Regions from separate parts of the Mus musculus genome. Here regions 1, 2, 4, 5, 6 and 7 are each linked to region 3. Evidence: chromatin loops called from intact Hi-C (ENCODE). Cell type or tissue: heart. All regions are shown on one strand. Region 1 holds the start of Ccnyl1 (cyclin Y-like 1). Region 2 holds the start of Idh1 (isocitrate dehydrogenase 1 (NADP+), soluble). Region 3 holds the start of Creb1 (cAMP responsive element binding protein 1). Region 4 holds the start of Ndufs1 (NADH:ubiquinone oxidoreductase core subunit S1). Region 5 overlaps Ccnyl1 (cyclin Y-like 1). Region 6 has its middle 55 kb from the start of Gm36148. Region 7 overlaps Klf7 (Kruppel-like factor 7 (ubiquitous)).

Region 1 (4,000 bases), 160 kb after region 3:
CATATCCAATAGGTAAGTACTTCCTATTTCACTTAGGAAATAAGTTCTTTGTCCACTTAGTCACCAGTGCCCTTTGTTGGAGTTGTCTTTCTTTCCTAGGAAAAGACTAGGCTTCCTTAACTAGACCTTTCTTCCCTTCCTTCTTACTGTCCAGAATAACATAGTCTTAAATACACATGACAATGACTTCTGAACTTCATGTTCAACACTTATTTCCAGTATAAAATCTAAACTCTTGGTCTGGAGAGATGGCTCAGCGGTTAAGAGCACTGACTGCTCTTCCAGAGGTCCTGAGTTCAATTCCCAGCCACCACATAATGGCTTACAACCATCTGTGATGGGAGCCAATGCCTCTTCTGATGTGTCTGAAGACAGCCACAGTGTACTCATACAAATACAATAAATATATACATTAAAAGAAAACAACTAAACTCTTGACCTCATTGACTTTGGGGTCAGATATTTGTGTTTGTACTCCAAGAGCAGCAGTGTGAACTCGTACAGCTAGATTCTCCAAATCTTTGCTTCTCATTTGCCTAAATTTACTGGGAGCCTGGACTGCTGGACTTCAGGAACAGAAATGAACGAGAAGATTCAATTAGGGAAGATATTTAAAATCCCCAAGTGAAAAGATTGCTCTTCCTTAAAATGAACACTACCAAGCACCAACAGTCTCTGTCATTTTCCCTAACCGTGACTTCCTTTCACAGGTACTCGGAGATAAACCTGGAATCCAGACTATTCTGGCCCCTACACGAGCAGTAACCTTGTCATGTAACCTTGAGAAAGTTACTCAGTTTCTGCATGCTCCCCCTACCCTGCCACCGATCAGTAAAATCTGGGAGATCGAACATTGGACTGCTCTTTAGACTTAGCGCTAAGGGAGCTCGGTTGGCATGGTTGGCAATACTTGGTGCATGCTAAAGGTCAATTGCTCTCTACCATCCCCATCACTTAGGACTGTGGGCACCCCACAGTGTGGTTCTCTATTTTGTGGGAGAAAACTGTTCTCTGCATTGCTAGTTAAAGAAACAAAGTCTGGAAACTCCTGTCTTGTGATGGCAGAAAACAAGCGAAACCGGAGTTGCTGGCTCCCAGCTTTTCTGAACCGAGAGTTTGGTCCTTATTTGACGTACGAGGAAATTGAAGAGTGACGTGTCCTCGGGTTTCATGCAAGACACAGTCACGACTCTTTATTGAGAGTAAGGAGCGAGCCCCGGGGTTGCTATGGCCAAGTTGCAAGCGAGAACGTAACACTGGGAAGACAGGAGAAGAGCATTTAGCCATATACAACCGGCTAAGTCCAGTGCAACTTACTTGGGTGAGCAAAGGGAAGCTGTCAAACATGGAGAGACCAAACTGCTGACAAAACCAACTCTTCACCAGGCCGGACCTTCGGGGCCCGCCTTGAAGGGCGGCCTCGAGTAACAAACTGCCGCAGCTCCCCAGTAGGAGCCGGACTCGGCGCAGCTCGAGATGAATGGAAACCAGAATTCGCGCGGCTCAGCTTAAGGGACGGGGCGGGGCTTTGTGAGTCACGTGCCTGGGCCGTAGGCGGGTGCGTGGAGGGAAGTCCGGGTCTGATTGGCTACCCGTCACCAGGTGACCGCGGAGCGCGTTCCGGTTGGCAGGAGCCGGCTAGCGGCCTTCAGTTCGGAGGCGGCGACGGAAGGAGGAGGAGCTCCGGCCGCGCTCTCGGCCCGCAGTGGCTGCGTCTCCCAGCGCTTGTCGGGTCCCCACCCCTTTTAAATAAGCCGGGCTGGTCGCCGCCCTCGCAGACTAGTCCGCTGTGGGGAGGCGGCGGCGGCGAGCCGGCGGGGGTGCGGCCGAGGCCGGAGCCCTGCCCCGGGCTGGGCGGCGGGGCGGGCGGGCGCGCAGCGGGCGCGGCGGCGAGTGCGGGCGGGCGCAGCCCCGCTCTGCCCGGGGCTGCCGGCGCCGACCGCGCCATTGTTGGGGGAGGGGGCGGGCGCGGAGTCCGGGGCGAGCGGAGGCGCAGGCGTCGGCCGAGCGGAGCGGACGCTCCCCATGGGGAACACGCTGACCTGTTGCGTGTCCCCCAATGCCAGCCCCAAGCTGGGCCGGCGCGCGGGGCCGGCAGAGCCCGACTACGAGTCCGAGGTCTACGAGGCGGCGGCCGGGGACGCGGTGGCGGTAGCGCCGGCGCCCGCTGCGGCCGTGGAGCCCGCCGAGTTGGATTTCGGAGCCGGCGAGGGCCACCACCTGCAGCACATCAGTGACCGAGAGATGCCCGAAGGTGAGGAGGCAGCGGGCGCGTCCGGGCCGTGGCGCACCTCTGGCCTCCACCGACTCCCTGGGTCCCGCTGGGAGGCGGCCGCCGCCTCGGGTTCCTTCCTGCCGGGATTATTCCTGGCGCAGGCCTGGACACCGGGAATGAGGGCTGTGGCTCGTGTTCCCACCCCTTATTCTTTCTCGGCCACGTCTGGCCAGTTTCTCTCCCACCCCTACGCCCAGTTCTTCACTCTTCCCATTCTCTCATTCTGACCCGGGACCCTGTACCCGGCACCGCTTCCTCTTTGTACTGCTGTGTACCGTCCAGTGGAACTTAAGACTTCAAGAGACTATAATTGCCCCTTTTCTTAATAAAACTCCCAGGTACCCCTAACCTCAGAATAGCCATCCCATCTCTCTGTCCTTACTTAGGCAGATGGTACGTAAGGTAAGAGCATAATGTTCCTCTTGCTCTGAACGAGTTGAGTAACTGATACTAGAGCAATCTAGATTCAGCATGGTTAAAGATTTCTTATTTACGTTCAAGTAGAGATTGCCACCAAAATGTGTATGGTATTAAGTAGGATTTTGAAAGTAGCCTCAATAATAAAGGTTGCTTTATTACTTTCAGTTATAGTTGGAACACAGAAAGAGGAGACTTCTGTGAAAGATGTTAGTTTCTTTCCAGGCTTCAGAAAAGTACTGCTTCCCCTCCCTAACAAGGAGTAGTTCTGCTTGCTTTAAAATTATCATTTTGGTAAATACATCGCCATTTAACAAATTTCATTTATTTTACCTCTTCCAAAGGAAGCAGGGTGGGGAGAGATTGTTCATTGGGCGTTTAAATGGAGCCAAAAGCTTAAATTTAGCTTTAAATTAGTAATGTAAAGGTTTGGGATTTAAGAAGACAGCCCCCTGCGGGTGCCTGTAATATTTGTTTCTATGGCTCCATTTCCCTGCACACCTTCAGCCTGGAGGTTCTTACTTGGTGCTAAGAAAGTTGAAGCTCGAAAACTGATCCATTGCAGGGTGAGCTGGCTGGGTAGGTAGGAGGGAGAAGAGGAAATACTTGGTGTTTTATAATTATAAAATTTTTGAAAATCTGTGAATTGGGTAAAAAGTAATTCTAGATAGCAGTGTGGTTATTGAATGAAGGCTACAGATCTATAAGACAACGTATCATGAGATGTTTAAGCTACATTGGCTTGTTGGCTTCACTACAAATGAGTTCCTTTAGAATAACTTAAGGCCCATGATCGATACACTTTTGTAACTTTTTGTAATAGTCAAATGTTGTAAAAGAATGTAAAGGTAATTGTATCTTTAAACAGTGGAGTGTGTGTTTATGAAAACTGTCCAGTTTCAATGTTGTAAGTTAAGCCTCTGGATTTACAAACAGTATATGGGTAGTGTTGAGTGAGAGTCCAAATAGGACCTTTTTATAATTCTTGAGGGATTACAGCACAGTATCATGTATGCCTATTTGTTCCTCCCAGATACAAAGGAAGCCTGTATGCATTCTCACTGTATTGTTGATGAGGATGCAAAGTTAAGATATGACTGAAACTGCTTCTGCATAGAACTGCTCTAAACTGTGGAGGTGGAAGATGTGCTGTGGAGGTGGGAGATGTGCTGAGTTGGACTCTTAACAGGAAAAAAAAATCTTGTCAAAATGTCTATTGTATTTTGACTTGTACAGTAGAACATGTGGTACGTGGTCCTCCCCGTCTTAGTCTCAGTTAGCTGATGCAGAGGCAACCTTTCTTTCCTT
Region 2 (4,000 bases), 640 kb after region 3:
CTGTGTAGTCTGCACCGGGTTCCCAGCTTTTGTGAGTTCTCACCCATGCTGGGGTGAGGTGATGCAGAGCCATTTTTGCTCCTTACCCATATTCGGGTAAAGTAATCCCAACAGTACTTATTGGTTCACCAAGTTGGATTTTGGTGGTGTCTCTACTTTGTCCTGTCATAGGATCCCTGTATGGGCTACGTGTGTTGCATTTCCCTAGGCAACAAGTGCCCTGTTCTGTCACACAAGTGACACTATATTGGGAACTTTCTTTCCAGAAATGCAGTGGCATATAGATCAATGTTATAGCTGAGGAACAGAAAGACTTTAAAGCAATTAGATAACAACCTAAAGCTGTCTTGAAACTAATTTGATCCTTAATTTTTTTTTAAAGGGAAATGATTATTAGACAGTAGGTCTCAGCACCTCACAAGAAGTCAGGAATATTTCCCAACTCTCAAATCCCATTTTTATGTCTGAGATTTGCATTTCTAGCATCCTATTTCTAGTATTGAATTTGTACCCTGAGTCCATCACCAGGGAAGTTTCTGGAAGCCAGTTAAAAGAAATCAACAAGCTGGTGTGGGTGAACCAATACCACCCATGAGATACAACTTAAAGATTAACTTGCAGTAGATCACAGAGTTCATAATTAATTCCATTTTCACCATGGCCATACTTTAGAGAGACAGCTAACTTATCTCAGTTTTGATACTGCACTCTCACGGTCATGTTCCTACACGGCATTACACAACAGTTATGACTAGGCTATTTTTCTGCGATGGCAAATACAGCTAATAAAATATCACAATGCCGGGAATGTCTGAACTTTTTTATTTGCTTTGTTATTTCCTTCTTGGTGTGTATATACTCTGATGTAATCTTTTTATATCTCAGAATTCACCAATGAATGATAAACGTCAGATTTCCTTCCCTTTATCTATTTAGTTTTTTTTTTTTTTTTTTAGCACTTGTTAATTAAAGAAGTGAAGCTGTATTGTAACTACTATCACACTTCTGGATTTGATTTCCATGGCATGTATGGGCTTTAGGTACCCCTAGATTCCCTGACTTCTTGGGTCTCACATTTTCTGATCCCACCCAACCCCAACTTTTAAAGGAAAGTTTGATCCAAGCCTAATAGCTACCAGCTTATTTACATAGTCTGAAGGCAGCCAGTTTCCAATCTGACAGCCTGTGCAATTCCAGAAAACAAACATAATAGACTAGTTAAGCAATAGGAACCCTTTGCCATACTTAATTTTACTTCCATAAATCTCAAGTTTCTATCTTGAGCCGATCTTTTTGTTTTCCAGCCAAGTTCAAGTTGCAAAACATGTGGGGACTCTAAGGAAGTAGTTGCAGTATATTGTCGAAAAATTCCTGCTTCTCTCTTTTCCCAGTGCCTACACTTGCACTAACGCCCAACTAACTATACAATGTGGTCACATTAAAGATATCAGATTAGAGGGCAAAATTGCTAATTCTTATCTTGATGGTGAACGGACTTGCAATTATAACAAGGCCTCTCAATTTTGATGACTTAAACAAGTGTCCTTTCAATTTATCTCCTAAAACAAAGCAAGATCCGGAACAGAAAGTCTTAACATACAAATACCCCTGCCAGGAGGATTTGTATTTAATATCAGCCTTACAGCCCAGTTTATCTGGTTTAAAGTACAGTGCTTGAGTGTATCCAGAGGGGCAAAGGGCAGGAGCCTTCCAAATAAAGGTCACAGGAGTACAAATATTGGTGCGCACACACGCTCACACCACAGGACGGTGAGTCCTAGAGTGAGCGCCCGGCTCTTTGGCTTTTTGCAGGTCTCGGGTTTGCTCGACCTCGGGTGACACTGAGACAGGAGATATCCATGTGGGCGTTGTGCAAGCTCTGCTAATGAAGCTGACTCGGTTCCTCCTTCCAGATCCCCACACCAGCCCCTCCTCTCAGCACTGCCAGGACCTTTTAAATACGAGGTCCACTGAGATGGCTGCATCTGGAATCGAGACCCCAGGGCGCCCCCAAGTGGCTAAGCAAACACTACAGACTGAAGCTGGAGGCTCCGCCTACCTTCATCCCCTCCCTCTCTTGCACTCTCATTAGCTCTTCTCCGACCACAAGGCAGGTCCCACCCCTGAACCTTGAAGGGAGTACACGCCTAAATTCCTGGCTTACACCCTTTCTGCAACCAGCTTTCCTGCCTAGTCCTTTTACACCCAACACTCAAGAGTTCTGTGCGTCCACCTCAAAGCTAAATTCTCCTCCGCGGGTGCCTTGCCACTTGTCACTGCTTGCAACGTCCTCGCCTCCCAAAGCGATCCCAACCTCGGAAGCGCCCTTCTATACAGATAGGCAAGCAGCACTCTGCTACTCCCATTTCCCTTCTCTACGCCCAAACTCTGGAAGCGTCCCTGAGTGCACCAGGGCCTTGCCACTGAGTTCATCTCTGCACAGCCAAGACCTGGGGTTTCTTCCTTTTTTCTCACTCCAGCTTTCAACGGAATAGTTTAATAGTAAGGGGCGGCGGCTGCCGCTCTAAGCCTTGGGGCACCTGTAGGGAGGGGAAGGAGCGCCCGCTTGCAGCCGGAGGCGCCCCAGCTACTCACCGGCTCACACCCGCGCGTACACACAAGCTGTAATAAGCCGGCCCCAGTTAGATCAGCATCTGCCACAACCTTCGCTCGGAAGCCCAGCGGCAGGGTCAAGGCTGTTTAACTCTTCCCGGCTTTGTCTCCTCCCAGGCCCCACCCCCTCAGCCCACCTCCCGAAGCCCCGCCCCCTCCACGACGCCATTCGCCGCCTCCGACTTTGTGGGGTGGGCCGAGGCATAGATTGAGATTAAGTCTGGGATGCAGCGGTCCGCTGTTCCCGGTGGGGGATGGGACTGCCACGCCGCGGAGATTCCTCGGGAACACCCTGCAGTTGAGGAGCGAGGACGCCACCTACTGACAGGCTATCGGAAGCGCCGAGACCGAGTGTTCTGGGCTCCGCAACAATCTAGGAATCCCAGCGTTGAGTATCCAGGTTCTCTGCAAAAGGTACAAAAGAGGGAGCCCTCCCTAGACTGGATCCCTTCCTGGAGTCTCCGGATGCCTCTTAGAGCTGGACTGTGCCCTTTGAAGAATGTGCATTTGAGGTTTCTTAAAGGCGTGTGAGGACTACAGATTCTACCTTAATGCAAAAGCTAAAACAGAGCGCATTTTCCATTTCAAAATCAAGAACAAACAATACCCTACACACAAATACATATATGAGTAAAACCATTCATATTCTCATGCTGAGGCTTTTACAGAGCTTCACCATTCCACCCCAATAATTCCCTCCACTACCAATGATCCGTATTCCCAACTGTTGCTGTTTATAAATAAGCTTCACTCACCATTTGTCATGGAAGACAGTGAGGTTTATTTTCTGGGTTGCGATGAAGCTGCACTAGAGATACACGATATAAATCTTAGAATTCTAAGAATGGGTTAAACGTATTCCAATCTTTCCAGAGATTTTTCTGTCTGTATTCCTTAGTCTTGAAAAGGAGAACATTATGACTTGTAGGACAATAGGTCATCCTTGATTGGTCAAGATTCAACGCTTCATGGACTTTTAAAACAACCAGCATTGTGTTGAAAAGTTATGAATTCACGGCAGTTAGTAAGATTCATTTTGGACGCTAGAGGGCGCTATGTGGAAAAGGACTCATACGTGGTGTCAGCTGTTAATGTTGATTAACTGGGTATTAGCTGTGACCTCCGTTTATTCCTATAAAATGATTAGAGAGTGTGTGAGTTTATACTTTCACCTCTAATCTCACTTTAAATCACTTTAAAAAACGTTACTTACTACCATCAGGCACATATTGTTTATATTACTAAAAGTAAGTATTCATAGCCATTCTTGTTCCAGAAAGCATTTTAGAATAAATTCAAGAAACGAAGAATAAAACACAATAAGAAGTATTGACTATAGGTGATGGCAAAAGTAAGAAGAATGCATAGGAATACAGAGCCATGGTGA
Region 3 (4,000 bases):
CAAACCCCGCTTCCTCCAAATCTCCTCAGCTGGCGTCCGAAGCCTCCACCCGCCACAGTGAGGCTCGGATCGTGCCTCCAGAGCGGGTCTCAAACCGCCTACACCAGCTTCCCCGGTCAACCCCTTCGCAGCGCCGGGAAGTAGCCGAAGGCCTTCGGCAGGTTCCGCCAGTAGCGCGGGGGCGGGGCCTGTCGAGCGGCTCCGGGTCGAGCTCGGCTGTTTCCGTGAGTGGCCGCTGCGCACTCGGCACTGGGCGGCGCTGGCTGGCTCCCTGGCTGCGGCTCCTCAGTCGGCGGCGGCTGCTGCTGCCTGTGGCCCGGGCGGCTGGGAGAAGCGGAGTGTTGGTGAGTGACGCGGCGGAGGTGTAGTTTGACGCGGTGTGTTACGTGGGGGAGAGAATAAAACTCCAGCGAGATCCGGGCCGCGAACGAAAGCAGTGACGGAGGAGCTTGTACCACCGGTAAGAGGAGCAGGAGGAGGAGGCAGGAGCCGGAGAGAGCCGGGGGGACAGAGGGGGGCCGGGGAGGCGCCGGACACCCGCGCTCGGGGCCTTCCCCTCGCAGGAGGGGCCGCGGTAAAGATGGAGCCTCCGCCCGAGCCCCACAACACCGCCGCCGCTCGCAGCGAACAAAGAATAATGGCGGCGGACTGGAGCCAGCGGCGGCCGGGCGGCAGCGACTCTGCCTGCAGCCAGCGGCGGCGCTCATGGCGGGGGGCGGCCGGGCCGGGGCGGGGTGCGAGCGAGCGGGCGGCCGGCCGCGGCAAGCTGGCGCCCGCGTTCCCGCCGCCGGGCCGGGCCGGGCCCGGCCGTGCCGGGCGCGGAGCCGGAGCCGGCGCGGAGCGGAGCCGCCCCGGGGGAGGCCGCCCGCCGCCGCCCCCCGTTCCTCGCCGCCGCCGCCCGCCTGCTCGCACGCTCGCTCGCCCCGGCTGTGCCGGGCTGGCCGCCCGGGCCGCCGCCTGGGTGCCCGTGGGGGGTGGAGGAGGAGGAAGAAGAAGGAGACAGTTGAGGGCAGAGGAGGTGAAGGTGCTGCCGCCTTCGCGGCGGTGCCCGCTCGGCGAGCCGCAACGTCCGACCTGCTTTCCTCTACAGCGCTCTTTGTGCAATAAAGTTCGAAACCCAAGGTTTTCTCTGGTGCTGTATTTTATTCTTGCCCCTCTCCCCGGCTCCCACGCGGTCGGAGAAAATGCTGTTTTCTGCCCTAGGCTGTTTTAAGGGTTTGGGGTTTTTTGTTTTTGTTTTGTTTGGTTTGTTTTTGTTTTTTGTTTTTTTTTTACTATTTCCCTCACCCCTCGGCTTTGAAGATGAAGAACGAATCAGTAGTCCTGGGAATGCATTCTTTTGGGAAGGAAAGAGGTGCTAAGAAAACATACATGTAATAACTTTTTGCAGAAACTGTTGGGATCTTGTAAAAGGGAAGCTGGTGCTTGAAAACAGTTTCGGTTTTAACCCTTTCCACTAAGATAATGATCACTTGAGGTCAATCATTCTGAAACCCTTAGAAATTATCGAAGGGGAAATTAGTATTAGCGAAGGTACTTTTCGTTTTCTGTCATTTGAAGGGAGGCAGTCTTGCCAAGGTTTTTTGAGTCATCCGTATCTCCCCTTAGCCTCTGCCATGCTCCTCACACGCTTCTGTCTGAACTTTAATGGAGGATTGATATAATTCTCACTCTAAAAATAGTTATTGAAACTATCCATTATTTGTATATTGCCGTAGGTAATCCCAGCCTGAGGTTGATGGCAGTTTAAGCCAGCAGGGGTTGTGGTGTTCCTTTTTTTCCTTCACCTAGAACATCTGCAAAGGGGACTGTCAAAAGTCATTGACACCTTAAAGATCCAAAGACATTTTTAAAGGGCATTGCAGTATGACCTATTTAAACCTGCCATATCTTCTCAAAGTTAAGAGTTTGATCCTAGCCTCAGTTTTGCACCACATCTGCCTTCAAAAGATCTAGCACAAAATACCTTTGGGCCATCTATTGAAATCTTGTGCCCTGATGATCATTTCCCAATTGAAAAGCAAAGCCCAAAATTTTAGTTGATTTGAAAGGTGCACAGTTTTTTATATATTTGGGGGGGGGGGTTGCTTGTTTCTTTTACAATACAACCAGTTACTGTACCATTGAATTGTGATTGGTCCATACAAGGCTTTTGGTTAGGAATAAATATTGATTGGTAATAGAACCATTGTGTTTGATTTTTTTTCTATGCGTCAGGACTCTGAAACTTGACAAGTTACATTGCTAGTCTTTAGCACTCCAATTTGCAATTGTTAAGAAAATTAAGATGCAATAGAAGGAGTTGTTTCCATAGGGTTGAGAAGATGATTTTGTTTCCACACAGTGAAGACTCTATACATGGTAATGTTGATGATAAAATAGTTTTTTCAAAAGATTTTCTACAAGCCAATAGTGATGATACATGAGGATGATTCTTCCCCTGTGAGAATAAAAAAAAATTCCTATGTGTCCTTTCTTCAGTGTTGACCAAAAGATACTTTAGGTTTTATTTATGGGATCTTTTATGGAGAATCAAATTGATTCTCAGCAATTGCAAGTGAAACTTGGAACACTTTTTGTGTGCATTAATTTTCAAGCATTCACCTGGAACCTGACAATAAATTACAGTTCTCTCTTGCAGAGGTCAGTGAAAGTTCTAGCACGGTGTGCTTCCCTCCTCTTCCTCCTTCCTCTCCTTTAGTTGTTTATTTTTGATGGACCTATGTATTTTAGAAAGCTAATGAATTATTTACAAAAACTTACCTAATGAATACTAAGTGAGCATTCCTTTGGAATTTAAAACTAGTGTTAAACACTTTTGAACAGAATTTCACACAAGGGCCTGAAGAAACAGACCATAATATTCTTTTTTCCTACCCTCAGATACTCATAGGGATTTTAGTTTTCTTAGAGAAGTAGTTTTGTCACTTGTAAAGCCCTTGGGTTTGTTTTTTTAAATCTCATATGCCTTTTTTAAAACAATAGAGAACATTGTTTACTTGTGACAGTGCTTATACGATATAAAATGTTTATTACAAATACGTTAGCAGATACAGCCATATAAACTCACCTGTTATACATTCGTGTGAGCATCTTTCTTGCTGTATTACTTCTAGTGGTAGCTTCATTATTTTGAATAAATAGAGCTCAAATCTTAGCTTAAGAATATAATAGATATCAGAAAATAGATAATTATAGCAGTTTATTCCTCATGCATGTGTGAACTTGACTGCCCCGCTGAATACTTGACAGTAGTCACTGGTGATGTGAATATTTAACACATATAGTGATGGGCAGTACATTGAAAGATCGTCTATCTGGTTTGGGAAATCACGAGTGTGGGTTTGAAACTGCTAGTCTTGTCACATGCCTGCACTTGGGGAGTTTTGTGACCATGGGACACTGTCTGCTATCTCTGCCTCAGTTTCTTCACTTGTAAAGTTAAAATAATAGCATATACTCCTGGGGGTTTTGAGATAAATAGAAAGTACTTTTTCTAGGGTGAGTTTAACTGTTCATCTTAGTTTTTACCTCTTACCTTTGGGACTTCCCAAAGATGTCATAATTTCTCCAAACTTACTGTGTTTAATACAGTTGGCCAGAAAGACCAACAAATCCAACGAGGAATTTTACTGGTTTTATGCTTAAGGAACTGTTGGGAACAGTTATTTGTCATTTGAAAACAATCAAAGGAAAGAGAACACTCTTGGTGAGCTGAAAAGGAGTCTTTGTATTTTCAGTTTTGTGTTTTAATTATTTTTGTGGTTATAGTGTAAAACATAAGTTATAGCAACATATCCTATATTCTGTGTCATCCAGTGTTGCCCACATGTTTTCAGAGATGCTCTGTCCATATGCAAGTAAACATGTATGTGTATCGTCCTCTATACAAGCAGTAGCATACTATACAATCTGTCTTGAATTCTGTCCTCCCTTACCTGTTTGACACTCATTTCCCAGGCTACTTATAATGACTTAGCAATTGATTTGTATAAGCATG
Region 4 (4,000 bases), 1.4 Mb before region 3:
TTTCCCAGGGTGTAATTACTAGGTCAGTAATTGCCAATAATAAAACAAAGAAAGGGCTGAAGAGATGGCTCAGTGGTTAAGAGTGCTGACTGCTCTTCCAAAGGTCCTGAGTTCAAATCCCAGCAACCACATGGTGGCTCACAACCATCCTAACAAGATCTGACACCCTCTTCTGGAGTATCTGAAGACAGCTACACTGTCCTTACATATAATAAATAAATAAATCTTAAAAAAAAAAAAAAACAAAGAAATAAAAAACAAAGAAATAATAAAAACTAACATCAATTTAATCAGTAATGGCTACTGATAATCAGTTGTATACTGTTCTTCATCTGTGTCCCTTTTCCTTATTAAAAACACGCCATGTATATATTTTATTATTCTACTTACTAAACTTGGGCTGAGCAGGTAGCTTTAGTGCAAGGCCTAAAACGTAAAGGTAGGCTGCATTGGGCTGTATGCAGAGTACAAACAACAAACAAGCCCACAATACTAAATTGAAGGTAAATTATCGATTTTGTTACCTACTAGACTGTAAGTTCCTTGACAAAAGATTTGGTTATTTCTCTTTTCTGAAGACTAGCAAGTCCCCAAATAGTTTTGCACCAAATTCCAGAATGAGCAGTACATAGCTCATTTTTAACAAGTACTGATGAGGCCAAGCACAGGGCCAATGCTTGTGATTCCAGCACTGGGAAACCTAAAGCATGAGAATCATGAATTTGAGGCCAGCCTGATCTACACCCATGAAGCTTCATCCCATAAAAACAGCCTGCACTACATCAAGAGTTTGGGGATAACCTGGCTTCTACACTGTACAGTTTGTTTTACTGGGGTTTTCTACTTGGTGGGGTTTGTTTGTTTGTAGACAGACCTCATGTACCTCAGACTGGCTTCACACTTGCTATGAAGTCAAGGATTAACTTGGACTCCTAAACTTCAGGCCTCCACTTCCCAAGCAAGGAGCAGAATTATCAACACGCACCACCATGTCCAGATTGGTATATATTTTACTGTTGTTGTTGTTGTTGACATTCATTTACTTACTCCGTGAGTGTCACCATAAACACACAAGGAGGTGGGTGGGGCGGGTGCCTGTGAAAGTTAAAGGACACCCTTTGAAAGTCAGTTCTTTCTTTCCATCAATGTGGGTCCTGGAGATCTAACTCAGGATGTCAGGATTGGCAAGCATCATTTCCAACTAAGATCTTTCCCAGCTCTAATATGTATTTTAGACATAGTATCTACCAAATAGGAACAAAAATAGCCAGTCAAGTCAGGGATGTAGCTCAGTTAGTAGAGTCCTTACCTAATCACACACAAAGTTCTCCGTTCAATCCTCACATCTCAGCCTCCCCTTTCTGGAATTACAGACAGGTACCATCATCACACCCTGGCTCTAATATCTTGGCTGTATCTTATAAAAGTAACTTTCTAAAAGGCGCTGATGAGCTGGCTTAGAATATTAGATTTAGTGATGGGGTGGGGGTGGATCCCAGAAATCTGTTTGGTCTTACAGACATGAACCTCACAAACTTGAAGACACCGCAGCTTCCTGATCTGCAGCGGACTCCAGGCTAACTTTTTAAGATTCATTTTTAGTTTATGTGTGCATGTGCTTATCTGTGTGTGGGTAATGTGCACTTCTAAGTGCCGGTGCTCACAGTCCAAAAGAGAGTGGAGAATTCCCTGATAAGGTTACATGGCAGCTGGGAGTCTTCTGACTGGGCTAGTGGGAACCGAACTCGGATCCTCTCTGCAAGGCACTCTTAACCGCTTGACTCTCCCTCCAGCTCCGACTGAGCTAACTTTTAGTTTTTGTCAGTTCTCCCCGTCGGTGGAATGAATAAAATACTACCCAACATGATCACCGGGCTAGACAAAAACAAACAGTAGCGTGGACAGGTTCAAGACAGCAACTAAACCGATGCCTGAGGTTTAAGTCTCTCGTGACCCTGGGAGATGAACCGGTCTCCTGATGACAGGGCCATCTCCTGTCTTCCCCTGCAAAGAGAGAGTAGCTCGCAAGCCCGGACTCCCAAAGGTCTCCTGATCGGCTTAGGCTCCATCAGACCAGAAACCAAGGCTCATAACCCTCACCTGCCGGCTCTCCCGGGTTCCAGAGGTGGCGGGGCAGGAGCTGGTACCCAGTCAAGGGCAAGAGGAGAACGGCTTGTCTGACCTATGGGATGCAGACCTGCCAAAAAAGAAAACACCACTCGAAGCGCTTCAACTTGCCCACTTCAACGCGTCCTCACCTTTCCTCCGGAGCCCACCGAGTAGTTCCGCGGACCTGTCCGGGTCTCCCTGACCCCTCAAAACCCTGGCCGCTAAGTCAATATGGCGGCCACGGCAACCTCTGTCAGCCCGACCTGGAGGACGGAAAGCCAGGAGGGACTAGAAACACAGATTCGACTGTTTTTCCCCGTCTTCGGACCTGTTCGGCAATTTCCGAGAGCGAGCCCGGGAGGAAGCGGAGAAGACGACTTGGACCTGCAGTTCCGCCGGAAGTAGCCGAGGCCTTGCGTCCGAGCGCTTTCGTTCAACTCCGGCTCCTCAGAGGGCGTTTCCCTTCGTTTCGGAGTCCTTGGAGCGAAGGCATTTTAAAATGCCTCCTTTATTAATTTTCTTCCAAAGACAAGGGAAGGCCGGCGGACGACCTGTGGGCCCTTTAGTTACCAAGTCGCAGTGGTACGCGGAGGACCGAGACTAGGAACGGACCTTGACCTTTAACCTCTAGCCGGGGCGGCGGAGGGAAACGCCTCCGTCTCTATATAAGGAGTTTTCCGGACGCTCTGGGTCCTTTTTTTCCCTCAGCGCTGGCCGCGGCCTCCCGGCGCTCTCGTCCTCCGCTTTTGCACAGCTCCCCGTTCCAGCCTTCGCCATGGGATTCGGAGACCTGAAAACCCCTGCCGGCCTCCAGGTGCTCAACGATTACCTGGCGGACAAGAGCTACATTGAGGGGTGAGCAGGAGCCGAGAGGCTGGGGGGCCGGGGCCACGTGGCGCGGGCTCGGCGGGAAGGAAGCGGGTCTCCGGATGCTGGGGGACGCCGAGTCAGTGCTCCCGGGGCCGGGATGCCAATGGAGCGGGACCTCCCGGGAGGGGCTGCCAGCATTATAATTGAGATGATGCTTGCTCTCCGTGTGCCCACGTCCAGCTGGTTCTTCCGCGTCTTTGGACAAGTTAGTTTGTTAGTTGAAACCTGTGGCAAGTCTGGTGGGATGAGTTCTCCTGGGTGGCAGATAGTTCTTGGGCTTGCCTAGATTCAAACATGTTCTGTGTCCTTTCAATGAGAAGCAACTTAGGCTAGCCCTGTAATTGTTCTCACTAGTTAGCTTGACGGATATGGGCTATGTCATTTACCAGCTAGTGTTTGTGTCTTTTCTTTTAAAGGTCTGTGCACTTGTTTTTGTGTCACTGGCAGGTACGTGCCATCACAAGCAGACGTGGCAGTATTTGAAGCAGTTTCTGGTCCACCACCTGCTGACCTGTGTCATGCCCTACGTTGGTATAATCACATCAAGTCGTATGAAAAAGAAAAGGCCAGGTAAAGGTATCTTTGTGCTACCTGGATTTTCACATGCAAAGTAGGGACCGGGTTAAAGTTGGCTTTAGCATTGCTGACCTAGTGTGAGCTGAATTTCTTTGTGACCTTACAAGGCCAAGAGACTGAAGTCCTCCATTTTCTCACAGAACAGGTAGAACATGGACAACCGCAGTTCACCTTTCCCACACCTCTCTGATCATGTGCTTTGGACCTGGGGGGGCCACCGCTGGGGTGTGAGGGTAGCTCGCTCATTCGGTCCCTGGCCATTCTTCTGAAACTACCAGCAAGGGTGGAAGTTTGGGGAAGTGGATTCCAGTTCACTAAGAATGGAAGTGAGCATACTTAATGAAATCTCAAACAGATGTTCATTCTGAAAGAGTAAGCCGTAGTGAGTACTGAATACAATGTCTCCCATGGGTGAAGAGTAAAGTTATTTGCCTGGGATTGTGCT
Region 5 (4,000 bases), 170 kb after region 3:
TAGAGTTCTAGGTTGAAACTAATTTTCAACAGTCCTTGGGATACTTTTCTGTTACTATCTCAAGTACATAGGATATAGTGTGTCTGTTAATTTGTTTTTATTTATTTCTTGTGATCGGGGGATTGAAACCTGCAATTAAAACCTTAGCCAAGTGCCCTGGGTCATATCTCCGATCTGTAATGCGGTGGTTAAAAATCGGTTGCTATTTGTTGTATGATACATGCACATTCTCCTTCTCGGGAAGTTAAGGACTTAGTCTCTAGCATTCTGAAGGGTTATGATATAGTTTGTTATGGACCTTTAAATTTTATTGAGAGCCAGTAGGTCTGCAAACAATTCATTCTCACGGTTTTTTTTTTCCTTGTGTTTCTTTGATATTTTTTTCTTGTGTTTTTGTTATTTGAAAGTTGAGTCTCTAGACCAGGATTTCAGTACAACTGTCTATTTCTGTCTCCTCTTTACTTTCTAGTTTATCTTTTTCTTCTTGACGATTCCTTTGCTTTGTATTTTAACCCTTCTTGAGTGTTTTCTAGGGCTTTGTTTACTTCTGAAATTTTAGCATTCTCATTAATTCCCTTTTGCTGTCGCCTTAATCTGCTTGTCTTGCTAGAGGCTTCACTCAACTGTAGAGCTGCCCTTGGCTTCCTGTGACTGGAAGTACCATAAACTTTTAACTGAAGAGTCACCTTGTAAGGATTTGGAGGCCAAACCTACTTGGCCTCAGTATCTTTTTCTGGGATCCCCATCTGTAGGGCAGTTTTTTTTTGTCTGTTTGTTTGTTTGTTTTTCAGAGAAGACTCAGTTTTCTGCCTATAAACTTTGTTTGCTCACAGAAGATTTGCTTTCTAGCAATTGCCAAAGTGAGCCAGTTGTGCTTTTCAGTGCATATTTCTGCCCTTGCATCTCTGAGACTGTCAGCTTTGGTAGCTAGAATAAATATGGGTAAGGCAGAGCCAGGTAGAATGAGGGCTCTGTCACAGACCTAGCTGGCTTTGGCTCCACTGTATGTTTTTTCTTACTTCCCAAGGGCGGTGTCTCTGAATTCTCGTCTGCTCATACTCCTGTCCCATTAGATATCCGTAGGTGCCAACATCGTGTTCCCATGCCCCTCCTTTTGCTGTTTTGAGACACGGCTCTAATGGGTTAGTACTTTACTCCTGATCCTCCTGCCCCACCTCTGCAATGTTGGAATTGTAGGCAAACACCACCATGCCCAATTTAACTTTCATCTTTTAAAAACATTAAAAATCCTCTCAATCCTGCTTCCTGGTCTTGATATAAACTTTTCTTTCTTTCACTCAAATGGTATTTCATAAAGAAATAGGTTTGTGGTCAGTCCATGGTGTTTAAATGAATTTAGAATCCATATTTAGAGCTGGAAAGATGACTTGGTGGTTAAGAGTGCTGCTTCCTGCAAGTTTGGTTTCCCAGCACCCACATGTTGGCTCTCAACCATCCACAACTTCAGATCCAGGGGGTCTGAGGCCCTCTTCTGACCGCTTCCGGCATCAAGCTGCACATGTACACATGCATGCACATGTCACGCTTTGTTCTTTTTTACTAACCGCCTATTAGATAGGGGTTTGCTGGGATTTGTTTTCTTTTTACATTTTGCAGACTTGGGTTTATTACTGTAGTTTATGGAATTACAGGCCAGCAATGGTAAAGTGCTAACCACAACTGGCAACTATTACGTTTTCAAGCAACATCAAGAGAAAGCTCCCTTTAGCACCTGTCTTACAGGCTTCGACAGAGATTGCCTTCTGCCGTTGTCTAGTTTCCAGACTGAAAAGTTTGACTAGCTGCATGTTAGCTCTGTCCCCTGCTGTATACAGATTAGTGGCAAGATGTCTTATGAAGGGTTTTCTCTTGAAACTCGGAGTGTGTCCTGAAGAGGGCAGCAGAGCTGAGTAGAAGAAGTAGCTCATTTCCTAGGTTCGGTACAGAACTCTGTCTTAGTAGGAGTTTACACCCTGAACTGACAGACACAGAGGTTGATGTTTCTAGCCAGTAGTTTGCTGATTTGCAAAATGAACAGCAGCTAGAGGGCTAAAAAACGATCTAATTAAATGTTTTAATATTTTCAAATCAAGCCCACTGTACATTCATAATTAGAAACTGTATTGAGGACAATGGGAGGATCACTAGACAGCCTGCCAGCTAGTCTGTAGTTTGTTCCTACTTCATCTCTAGTGTTTGTTTTGTCAAAATTGACTTTTGTTACCATGTATATGCTCTGCTACTCCTTAATACAAGTTGTACTTCCTTAATTTAGAATCCATAATGTTCCAACATATGAAATCTGAAACTTTTTAAGTGTCAACCTAATACCAGAAGTAGAAAATTCCACACCTGACCTCATGAGGTAGCAGGCAAACAACAAAAACTGCATAAAATTACCTTTTACTTTTTGTGTGAATAAGAAATATAAAATGTTTGTCCTTAGACTTGGGTCCCATCCCCAGGAAATCCAACGATTTATGTAGTGTGTGTGTGTGTGTGTGTATGTGTGTGTGTGTGTAATAAGAATATTCCAAAACCCACTTTCTTCATTAAGGATTTCTATTGTTGTAATGACTAAAAGCAACTTGGGGAGAAAAGGATTTATTTGGCTTATACTTTGATATCACAGTCCGTCACCATGGAAGGAAGTCAGGAGGAATGATCAGCCATGGAGAAGTGCTGCCAACTGGCTTGTTCAGAATGTTCCTCTTTCTTATAGCAACCCTAAGACCAGCAGCCCAGAGGTGGCACCACCCACAGTGAACCAGGCCCTCCCTCAATCATGATGATTCTTGATCAAGCACCATTCAAGAAAATGAACCATAGGTGTGCCCATAGGGCAATCTGAGAGGGGCATTTTTTTTTCAACTGAGATTTCTTCCAAATGACTGTAACTTGTGTCAAGTTTACAAAAACACTAGCCAACACACCTACAATACTTTCTGTCCCAAGGAATTTTGATTTGGGATCCCCAGTCTATAATAGTAACTCTAAATGATATCTTCTTCCACTGGAATAAAAGCATTTCAATGAATCAGTTTCATTTTCATGTTTTGTTTATCTTTGGGTTTATAAAAGTATATACTTTAACACATAGGTAATGTAAAGTACATATATTAACTGAGTAGCTTAAACATCATAGCTTTAGATATAACTAAAACACTTCTATCTTGAAAAGATACTTAATGTTTCAGATAGCACCATCTGGGGCATTATGATAAAGAGCAAGAGGCTTTATAGTGAAACATCTGAAACAAACAGAAGGCTGTTCTGTCTACCATGTGCATGTTTCTGACTGTGGGCTTCTGGCAGTTTTTATATGCTCTGCTCTTCGAACCATGTCTTCTGCCTTCCCCTCTTACATGTGGTTCTAAAAAAAGGCTGATGGGCACAGTGACCGTGTGATGGAGAGGAAAGGAAGGCACATCTGAATTAGTGGTTTTCTTTAAGAATGCTAAGTTATTGGTATTTTGTTCTAAAGAGTGCTTCTGTTGATCTTTATTCAGTGACACTATTTGACCATGGACCTAATGGATCTTACCATACTTTAGACTGTTTGAGTATTTGATAATTGCTCTATTCCTGCATTCTTTGCAAATGAATGGATACTTCTAAAGTGTTTTAAAGATAGTTGAGAGGACTCAAAAAGTTAATGTCTTCTTTCTCTAGTACAGGTAATTCTTCACTATCTCCCAGATTATAGTTAGTTTCTCAGTACTAGAGTTGAATGGAGGGCCTCAAGCATACTAGTGAAGTTCTCTACCAATGAGCTACATCTCCAGTCTTGTTTTTAACTGTTCCATCTACCAAGTGAGGGTTTCTGACTGTGGGCTTCTGGCAATTTTTACATGCTCTGCCCTTTGAACCATGTCTTCTGCCTGCCCCTCTTACATGTGTTTATGAGTTTTAAAACTGTAATTATGTAATCTAATTACAGTTAAATTACACTGTAATATTTATTATTTTATATTATAATATTTTAACTGTAATAAATAAT
Region 6 (4,000 bases), 73 kb before region 3:
TTCTAAAATAAGTTGCTAATTTCCCAGCTAACTGCTAAATAATTGAGACCAGACTAATATATTGATTTAAGGAGCATTAAAGGCACAGCAACTTCTCTGCTAATCTGGCTACCTCCCAGCCAAAACCCCAAGATCCTTGCATTTTCTGGCTTTCTCTGCTCAAGCTCTTTTCTCATTCTCTCTCCTGGACTTTCTCCCTGTGGCTCATCACGCACTTCCTCCCTCTCTCTCCCCCTTCACTGGCTGGCAGGAAGTCCCGCCCTATTCTCCCCCCTGCTCAGTCATTGGCTGTTAAATTTTATTGATTTATATTTCAGGGAACAATTAGGGAACTGGTGCTTATACAAGACTGAGCCAGAAGATTCTCAGAATTAGGATTGCAGCCAGGTATAGGAGAAATAGATCAGCATTTGAATTACACAGTATGCAATAATATTATGCTTACACATAAACTCTTCTGCATGACCAAAGTCAAAGATACTTAAATAGGTAATGTACCAGGTGAAGATTTCAAAAGTTTATTAATAAAAATGATCTGTGACCTCAAAGGGGATACAAACAAGATGAATTCAACACAGGACCTGGAGTCTAAGGTCACCAACACAGTGGGTTAAGGCGTCAGCAAAACAAATGAGAAAATCAGCAGCATGAGTAACAAGGGGACCAATGTAGGAAAAGAGTTCAGTAAGGAAATAGGATTTTTGAGAAACAAAAATAGAAATATTCGCAATCAAAAATTCAATGTCATTTTTTAAAGTGAAAAACCTGACCAGTGGACTCAACCAAACTGAAGAATGAAAATCAGAGCTTGCAGACAAAGTCAAGGAAGTACTGCCTTCAAATATCAATAAAGAAACAATAGCCAAGCATGATGACGATACCCATGACCTGTAGGATACCATCAGGAGACCAACCTGAAAATCCATAGGATGGAGGAAAGTTCTGAGATTTAAAACTAAAGACAGAGATTCTATTCAATTAAATTATAGCAGAAACGTTCCAAAACAAGAATGAAATAGATATACAAATGCAAGAGCTTCAAGCTGGCATAATAGGTGACAAACCTCTCATATTCCAAAATCAAGGTTTCAAAAATAAGACTGGAGAGATTGTTCAGCCATTAAAAGCCATTTCTGCTTTTGCGGAGGACTTGAGTCAGTTCCCAGCACCCACATCAGATGGCACATAACCACATGTAACTCAAGCTCAGGGGATCCAGCATCTCTGGATGCCAAGGGCACCTGCAATCACAGATACATACCCACACAGAGATTGTAAAAAGCAAAAGGATGTCAAAAGCACAAAGCAAAGAAATAACATTAAAATTCACAAGAGGAAAAGTGCTAACAAGTCACAAAGGCAAACATATAAAAAGAGCATCAGACCTCTCGTCAGCACTGTAGAAGATGCTTAAAGGAGTACTTTATGTAGAGGTGAAGTAAAATTGCCTCAATTGTCAAATCACAAAGGAGAATAAGCTTCGTGAGAGGGAAAGATGAACAATGGAGAGCTGGGAAGCATCATCATGATCACACAGTAAACCATCAACTCTCTACTATCAATAGGAGAGAGAGTAAAGAACAAAACCAGTGCAAATAGAGGAAAATTACAGAAATAGTAAGCATTCTCAATAACAGCTTCAAATGCTGTGGTGATTTAAATAGGCGTGGCACCCATAGATTCATGTGTTTGAAGGCTTGGGCCACAGGTATGGCCTTGTTGGAATAGGTGTGGTTTTGTGAGAGAAAGTGTATCATTGTGGGGGCAGGGCTTTGAGGTCTCCTATGCTCCAGCTCTGCCCAGTGTGGAATTCTAATCTCCTCCTGACTGCTCAAGATCAAGACGTAGAACTCTCAGCTCCTCCAGCAGCATGTCTGCCTGCATGCTGCCATGCTTCCCGTCATGGCGATAATGACCTAAACCTCTCAAACTGTTAAGCCAGCCCCAACTAAATGTTTGTCTTTATAAGAGTTGCCTTGGGGGCTGGAGAGATGGCTCAGAGGTTAAAAGCACTGGCTACTCTTCTAGAGATCCTGAGTTCAATTCCTAGCAACCACATGACAGCTGATAACCACCTATAATGAGGTCTAGTGCCCTCTTCTGGCCAGCACACATGTGTGCAGGCAGACGGCTATATACATAATAAATAAATCTTTGTTGGGCAGTGGTGGTGCATGCCTTTAATCTCAGCACTTGGGAGGCAGAGGCAGGCAAATTTCTGAGTTTGCGGCCAGCCTGGTCTACAGAGTGAGTTCCAGGACAGCCATGGCTATACAGAGAAACCCTGTCGCGAAAATAAATAAATAAATAAATAAATAGGAGATGCCTTGGTCATGGTGTCTCTTCACAGCAATGGAAACTTTTAACTAAGACAAACACAAATAGCCTCAAGTCACCCGAGACGCTAACTGCATTTAAAAACTATCTCTATCTGTTGTCTCTGAGAGTCACATTTTATTAGTAAAGACATACACAGCTTGAGAATCAAAGGATGAAAACAATCCAGCAAGTGAATGGAAGTTAAAAAGAACCTGGCATAGGTATTTTAACATCTAATAAAGTTGTTCTCAAACCAAAATCAGTCAAAAGATATAATGAATGCCACTGCATACTAATAAAGAGATCAACCCACCTAAAAGACTAAACAACTGGATGTGCACCAAATGCTGGAACACCCAATTTAATAAAGCAAAGACCAATAGATATAAAAGGTCTGACAGGTCATGCTAAAATAATAGATGACTTTAATACTCCAAATAAAAGTCATAAAAGAAGCTTCATAGCTATATACTATATCATAGACCAAACATACTTAACAGATATATCTGAAAACATATATGTGTGTATATGTGTATGCATATATGTATATGTGTGTATGTATACATTTATATACACACAGTATATATATATATATATGCATATTATATATATAGAGAGAGAGTCCATCCATCAAACACATATACACATACACACACACATACATACAGTCCATCCATCAAACAGATATAAAATACATACTCTCTAAGCATCCTATAGAATATTCTGTAAAACAGACTGCATTCTATATCACAAAGCAAGTATTAACAAGCACAAAAGAATCAAAGTTATTTTTTCTATCTTATCAGATCACAGTGGTCTAATACTAGAAATCAATTGAGAAACTATAGAAATTACCTGAATATTTGGAGATGGAATAATACTTTGTTGAATGACAATGGTTCAATTAAGAAATCTGGAAGAAAGCTTTAAAGAAAATCCTAGAAACACATGAAAATGAGAAGTACAACATACCAGGACCTCTGAGATTTGGCTAAAGTAATTCTAAGAATAAAGTTAATGACTAAGAATGCTTGTGTTTAAAAGGAAAAAAATTAGAGTGATCTCAAATAAATAGCCTAATGATGCACCTCGAAGGCCTCTGCTCCATCCATTTCTTTGGGGCACAGGACAAAGCCTGGTTAGGCAGCCACACAAGCCATGGAGAAGTAGGAAGGCAGCCAGTCTTCACTGGCTTCCCCAGGCTGAGTAGCTACTCTGGGCAGCCCACTCCAGACTCACATCACGTAAGTAAATCACCCACCTTCCCCACTGAAGCCCAAGAAGCTGCATCCCTCTGCCATGAGCTGAACCCAGGCTTGTTTCTCTCCCATACTGACTTTGAAAAGCACCTCTTTGAAGTCTTGGTGAATGACTGTGGGGAGAAATATGAAACTGGGAGGAGGAAGAAAACACTGAAGGAAATAAGTATCACCAACAGAACATTGCATAATATTTACAGGTTGGATTATTTTGAGAAATTACTTGGAAATTAGACAGATTTGCTACATTTTTTTCCCTGCAAGTTCCCATCTTTTTTAAATGAAATCATTGATCATGTTTTCTCCTCTTGTCGTTATTTTCTTCTCGAAGATCATCTAATAGGTAGCTTTTGAATAATCTTCCAGTAGACTTTTTCTAGTTAATTTTAGTTAGCATTTCTTACTCCAAAATTAAACTCTAC
Region 7 (4,000 bases), 500 kb before region 3:
AAATTGGAAAAAAAAAGTAAAACAAAAATGAAATTTCTAAAGGCTAGACCTCGAAATGCCCCAACTGTCCAACTGGAAGCTATAGCATTTGTGACAAAGCGGTCCCTTTACCCTCAGACAAGTAGATTCAACATTTCAGTAAAACCAAAGCCGTAGAAAGCTGAGAACCCAAGTGCCAAGGATCTTGAAGGTTGCTGTCATATGTGTTTGTGTTGCTTATATTATTATTATTATTTCTTTTAAAAGACTTCAGTTTTGCATCCCAAATATGTATGGGCGGCATTTTAACAGTCAGTGGATAAAACAGTCAGAGGAGGGCAGGAGGGAGCCAGCTGGTATGAGGGTGCAGCAACCTTGTACGGACCAAACGCCACTTTTGTTTGTTAGACGCGTCTTGAAGGGATGGTCCCAGAATATACAAAATATACAATCTGCCTTAATACCCACCCCGCTTGCTTGCATAGGCCAGTTAATGGTCCTAAAGGCAGTCTTTGGAGTTTAGGCCAGTGCCAGCTAGCTAAGAATTCGGGAAGATAGAAACCAACATTGGATGTGTGTGTGTGATATGCAAGTGAGCAATATAAATCCCTTGGAATCAGCTTTCAGGGTAAATATGAGGCCTCTGTTGATCTTGGGTGCTCTAGGTCACAAGCCATGGTGGGTCTAGCCAAAAAGAACCAGTACCCCCTAAAGAAAGCGCCCCCCCACCAACACCCGTAGAGACATCATAAGAGTGACACATTCACCCTTTCCTTAATGGACAACCTTCATTCCCACAATGGCATTTTGAAGTATGCATTTAACAAGTGGGTACCATGATCTCAGAGGGTGAGTGAGGGAAGGGATGGGATGATGTTTTGTGAAGCCTCTAGATTTGGGAGGCATCCGCGGACTCCCCCACTCCTGGAAAGAGTGAGATTTTTGGCTTTTTTGTCAGGTCATAACCCAGAGTTAGATTAAATACGCAGCTGCCCTTTGAGACTAGCGAGATCTATGCTGTAAGTAGTTATAGGGTAGCAAGGACAGTAGAGTAGCCGCTCACTGTGAGCTGAGGTCATCACGCCTTAAGGAGGGATGAGAGAACTCTGATGTCCCATCTGATTGGCTGCTTCGAGAGCTAGACATCCAGGTGCCGAGAGAGTCCTGGAGAGGTTTAGTCCACGGAGAAAAGATAAAACATTTAAGCTTCCAAATAAGCTTTTTTTTTTTTTTCAAGTTTTCATTAGCAAAAAATCAGAGAGATTTAAAAAGAAAAAATCTAGCACTGGCAAGAAGGTGAGGCTCAAGGGGTATACTGTGATTTATCATCAAGGACTTTTATTCTCTTGGCCACTTTGCAGTCATGCTAGAAGTTTTCAGAATCCCTAGTGCATATGATGTGCGAGAGTCAAAAAAAGTAAGAAAAGAAAACTCCTCCCTCGAGAGTAAAGTCTAGAGAGATGCAGGCCAGAAAGGTGTAAGGTGTAAATCCACAGTCTGCTGCCGCTAAGGCCGTTGGTAGCAATTCAAAAGATCTCACTGGTCCTAAGAAGAACCAAAACCAACCGACAGTTCTGTGAGGAAGTCTGACGTACGGAATAGTAGGACTTTTCACACACAAAGGACAAATAACCCAGGAGTTAAGTTTGGCTACCAAACTGCAATTTGGTTTTCTAGGTCAATCTCCCCCAACTATTTAAAAAGAAACATTAGTGCTACACATATGCAACCATAAGATGTTGGATTCTCTTATCACGTTGCACTGAGAAGTTATGTAAGCCTCTTGGACTGCGGCCACCATGGAGACAGACATCCGTTTGCTTTGTTTTCCATTGGCAACATTGGGAAGTGATCCAGTAGCGCTGGGGTCAGCAGCCAGTGCCTTGCCGAGTTCACCTGGCTTCCTTCTTCCTTGTCTTCTATCATCTGGCTAGGGCAAGGCATAAGAAATAGACGTATATACTTTAAATATAGTTGAGTGCATGAGAGTGGATCTGTGTGTGGGTCTGTGTGTGAGAGGGTGTGTGTACGTGTGCGTGTACATGTATGCACACAGAGGTTTGTAAGCGAGAACTTTCTTCTGCGAGGCAGTTCTCCCCGCCTGAAGTCCAGCCCTCTGCCTCACTGCATTTCCTTCGGACATTGGCTGCTGCCATGGCAACTCTGGCCTTTGCGGTGTTTTGTTCTTGTTGTTTTTTTTTTTTTTACTTTTGTTTGTTTTTATTTTGTCTTGTTTTGTTTTGTTTAGATATGTCTCTTCATATGGAGCGCAAGATGGTCAGACCTGGAGAAACACCTAGAACGACAAACAACAAGCATGTCAGAGAGGTCCAGCTACTTTTCTCAGTTTTAAAGAGAGACAGCACTTGTGAGTTATGGAGAGACGAGGAAGTGTGCTGGAGGAGTCAGCTCGGGTCAGACTGCTTTAATTCAGACCCTAGCTCTTCCAGTAGCAGCGTGGCTGATGGGGACACTGTCTCTTACGTTTATTTAAGGATTAGGCAAGAGAAGTATCATAATATCACATCGCACAGAGTAAGATGTCACTACACGGGGACTGTTATGATTATAACTATACTTATCTAAGAAGGAACAAAATGTGGAAGTGCTCTCTAAACACATGACATGCTCATGCACTGTATATACAATAATGAATAACTGGCCTATGTCACCAGTTAGTAGAACACTGATGTTTCAACACCCACTTTGCTGTCTCGGGCTTTACCATGAAAGCCTAGGAGTGTATTGCCTATAATTCCAGGTCCACACAGGCATAATATATTCACACCAAGACAAAGAACAGAGTGGTGTTCACAGATAGCCCCAACACTATCCTGGGGACATCTCCATGATGAGTCAGTCAGTGTGTGTGTGTGCATCTGTCTGTCTGTCTGTCTGATTCAGTATGTGTTAAAGAACTAAGGGGAGGATACATAGGTGGAGAGTCATGGAATAAAGACTGGGGCTGAGGCTCTTGGACTAACACTTGGGGCTTAAGTTCCATAATCGAGCACCTTCCTTGGCAGATGCTATGGTCATCTTCCTTCCTCTTTACTCTGATGGTAGACATATGAGAGTCTCTTGGGTAGAAACCCTTTTATGTTCTCACTAGTATAAAGCTGACCTTCCTTCTAAAGTGAAAGCCATGGCGGCAGTGATTGCTAAGCAACAGTCACATGACACACAGAGGCCAAAGGAAAGGTGGTTCTATAGCTACTGAAATTACTGGAAGAGAGACATGCTCCTTCCACTGGGAATGCTAAATTGCTAGGAGATGAGCTTTGAGCTGCTAGTGTGCCCATACTGCCGCTGGAGAAGGAAGTGAGCAGAGAAAAGAATCTGGATGGTATCTGGGAACTTGGATTTAGCCAACCTTAAAGACAAACTGAATTCCATTTCTAATAGTTATTCGAGCTAATAATCTAAGCTTGTTAATAAGTAGCCGTTTACACTGACATCAGTCTAAGGCAGGTTTCTGCATCTTACCAATAACAGTGTGGGCATTTCCGTGCTCTAACAGTTTGCAATATCAGGGTCTGGCGGAAGTACCTGCTGTGATGCATGTAAAGCAACAGCCATGCATGGTCTGGCTGTGTGCTCTCTCCTTAAGCTAGCCCTTGCCTGGACTATGACAACATTCCTAGGCATCGCTGTAGCTTGAGATAGCTCCACCACTCAAATTCCTTGCTAGGACATTAGCAAGCTACCCATTCAGGCTTGCAGAGTTTCCTGTCCAAAGCAAGGCTTCCCTGTGTTTGCTCATTCTTAAACAAACAAATCACAAATCCACCCTGTTCCCTGACCCCATACTCTCCACACCCTCTGTTTATGCCCATTCCTTAAATAGGTACATGTGTACAACAGTATCCCAGGAGATGATAAGAAAAAAAGACAAGGCTGGGCCAGTGGTGGCGTACGCCTTTAATCCCCGCACTTGGGAGGCAGGGGCAGGCAGATTTCTGAGTTTGAGGCCAGCCTGGTCTACAGAGTGAGTTCCAGGACAGCCAGGACTACACAGAGA

The links. A loop is a pair of places that touch in the nucleus more often than their neighbours do. Peaks named below come from ENCODE experiments on the same cell type or tissue, not always from the same donor. Only the 100,000 strongest peaks of a DNase experiment are listed, where the experiment ranks them.
Region 1: it touches region 3 in a loop (5-fold over the local background); 15 of 42 quality-filtered maps call a loop at or near these places.
Region 2: it touches region 3 in a loop (17-fold over the local background); 2 of 42 quality-filtered maps call a loop at or near these places.
Region 4: a loop joins it to region 3, with 5 times the contacts of the local background. A loop is called at or near these places in 3 of 42 quality-filtered maps.
Region 5: a loop joins it to region 3, with 2.6 times the contacts of the local background. A loop is called at or near these places in 14 of 42 quality-filtered maps.
Region 6: a loop joins it to region 3, with 2.1 times the contacts of the local background. A loop is called at or near these places in 5 of 42 quality-filtered maps.
Region 7: it touches region 3 in a loop (1.9-fold over the local background); 2 of 42 quality-filtered maps call a loop at or near these places.

Annotation. Positions count from the first base shown.
Region 1 is chr1:64,689,147-64,693,146 of GRCm38, forward strand. It overlaps Ccnyl1 (cyclin Y-like 1), which reads left to right and starts at 2,199. Exons shown (of 10, transcript NM_001097644.1): 1 at 2,199-2,254. The coding sequence starts at 2,245. It overlaps 2810408I11Rik (RIKEN cDNA 2810408I11 gene), which reads right to left and starts at 1,513. Exons shown (of 2, transcript NR_038009.1): 1 at 1,318-1,513. In heart, a CTCF peak has its summit at 1,686; DNase peaks (open chromatin) are centred at 1,695 and 2,305; H3K4me3 peaks cover 3,183 bases; H3K27ac peaks cover 2,230 bases.
Region 2 is chr1:65,176,395-65,180,394 of GRCm38, forward strand. It overlaps Idh1 (isocitrate dehydrogenase 1 (NADP+), soluble), which reads right to left and starts at 2,748. Exons shown (of 9, transcript NM_010497.3): 1 at 2,596-2,748. In heart, CTCF peaks have their summits at 2,021 (motif pointing left), 2,930 (motif pointing left) and 3,654 (motif pointing right); DNase peaks (open chromatin) are centred at 1,987 and 2,797; H3K4me3 peaks cover 2,546 bases; H3K27ac peaks cover 1,992 bases.
Region 3 is chr1:64,532,561-64,536,560 of GRCm38, forward strand. Creb1 (cAMP responsive element binding protein 1) reads left to right here and starts at 244. Exons shown (of 9, transcript NM_009952.2): 1 at 244-460. In heart, CTCF peaks have their summits at 314 and 1,736; a DNase peak (open chromatin) is centred at 301; H3K4me3 peaks cover 2,354 bases; H3K27ac peaks cover 1,817 bases.
Region 4 is chr1:63,174,328-63,178,327 of GRCm38, forward strand. Ndufs1 (NADH:ubiquinone oxidoreductase core subunit S1) reads right to left here and starts at 2,495. Exons shown (of 19, transcript NM_145518.2): 1 at 2,259-2,495. Eef1b2 (eukaryotic translation elongation factor 1 beta 2) reads left to right here and starts at 2,504. Exons shown (of 6, transcript NM_018796.3): 1 at 2,504-2,964; 2 at 3,427-3,549. The coding sequence starts at 2,885. In heart, no CTCF peak of the experiment used is centred here; DNase peaks (open chromatin) are centred at 2,414 and 2,894; H3K4me3 peaks cover 3,256 bases; H3K27ac peaks cover 2,593 bases.
Region 5 is chr1:64,703,548-64,707,547 of GRCm38, forward strand. All of the region lies in intron 3 of Ccnyl1 (cyclin Y-like 1), which reads left to right. Among named protein-coding and RNA genes, the nearest start is that of Ccnyl1, 14 kb to the left of the region's middle. In heart, a CTCF peak has its summit at 1,887 (motif pointing right); no DNase peak of the experiment used is centred here.
Region 6 is chr1:64,459,724-64,463,723 of GRCm38, forward strand. No RefSeq gene overlaps it. Among named protein-coding and RNA genes, the nearest start is that of Gm36148, 55 kb to the right of the region's middle. In heart, a CTCF peak has its summit at 2,110 (motif pointing left); no DNase peak of the experiment used is centred here.
Region 7 is chr1:64,033,490-64,037,489 of GRCm38, forward strand. Klf7 (Kruppel-like factor 7 (ubiquitous)) reads right to left here. Exons shown (of 4, transcript NM_033563.2): 4 at 2,174-2,275. The coding sequence ends at 2,224. Among named protein-coding and RNA genes, the nearest start is that of Mir6899, 7.0 kb to the right of the region's middle. In heart, no CTCF peak of the experiment used is centred here; DNase peaks (open chromatin) are centred at 1,812 and 3,722; H3K27ac peaks cover 427 bases.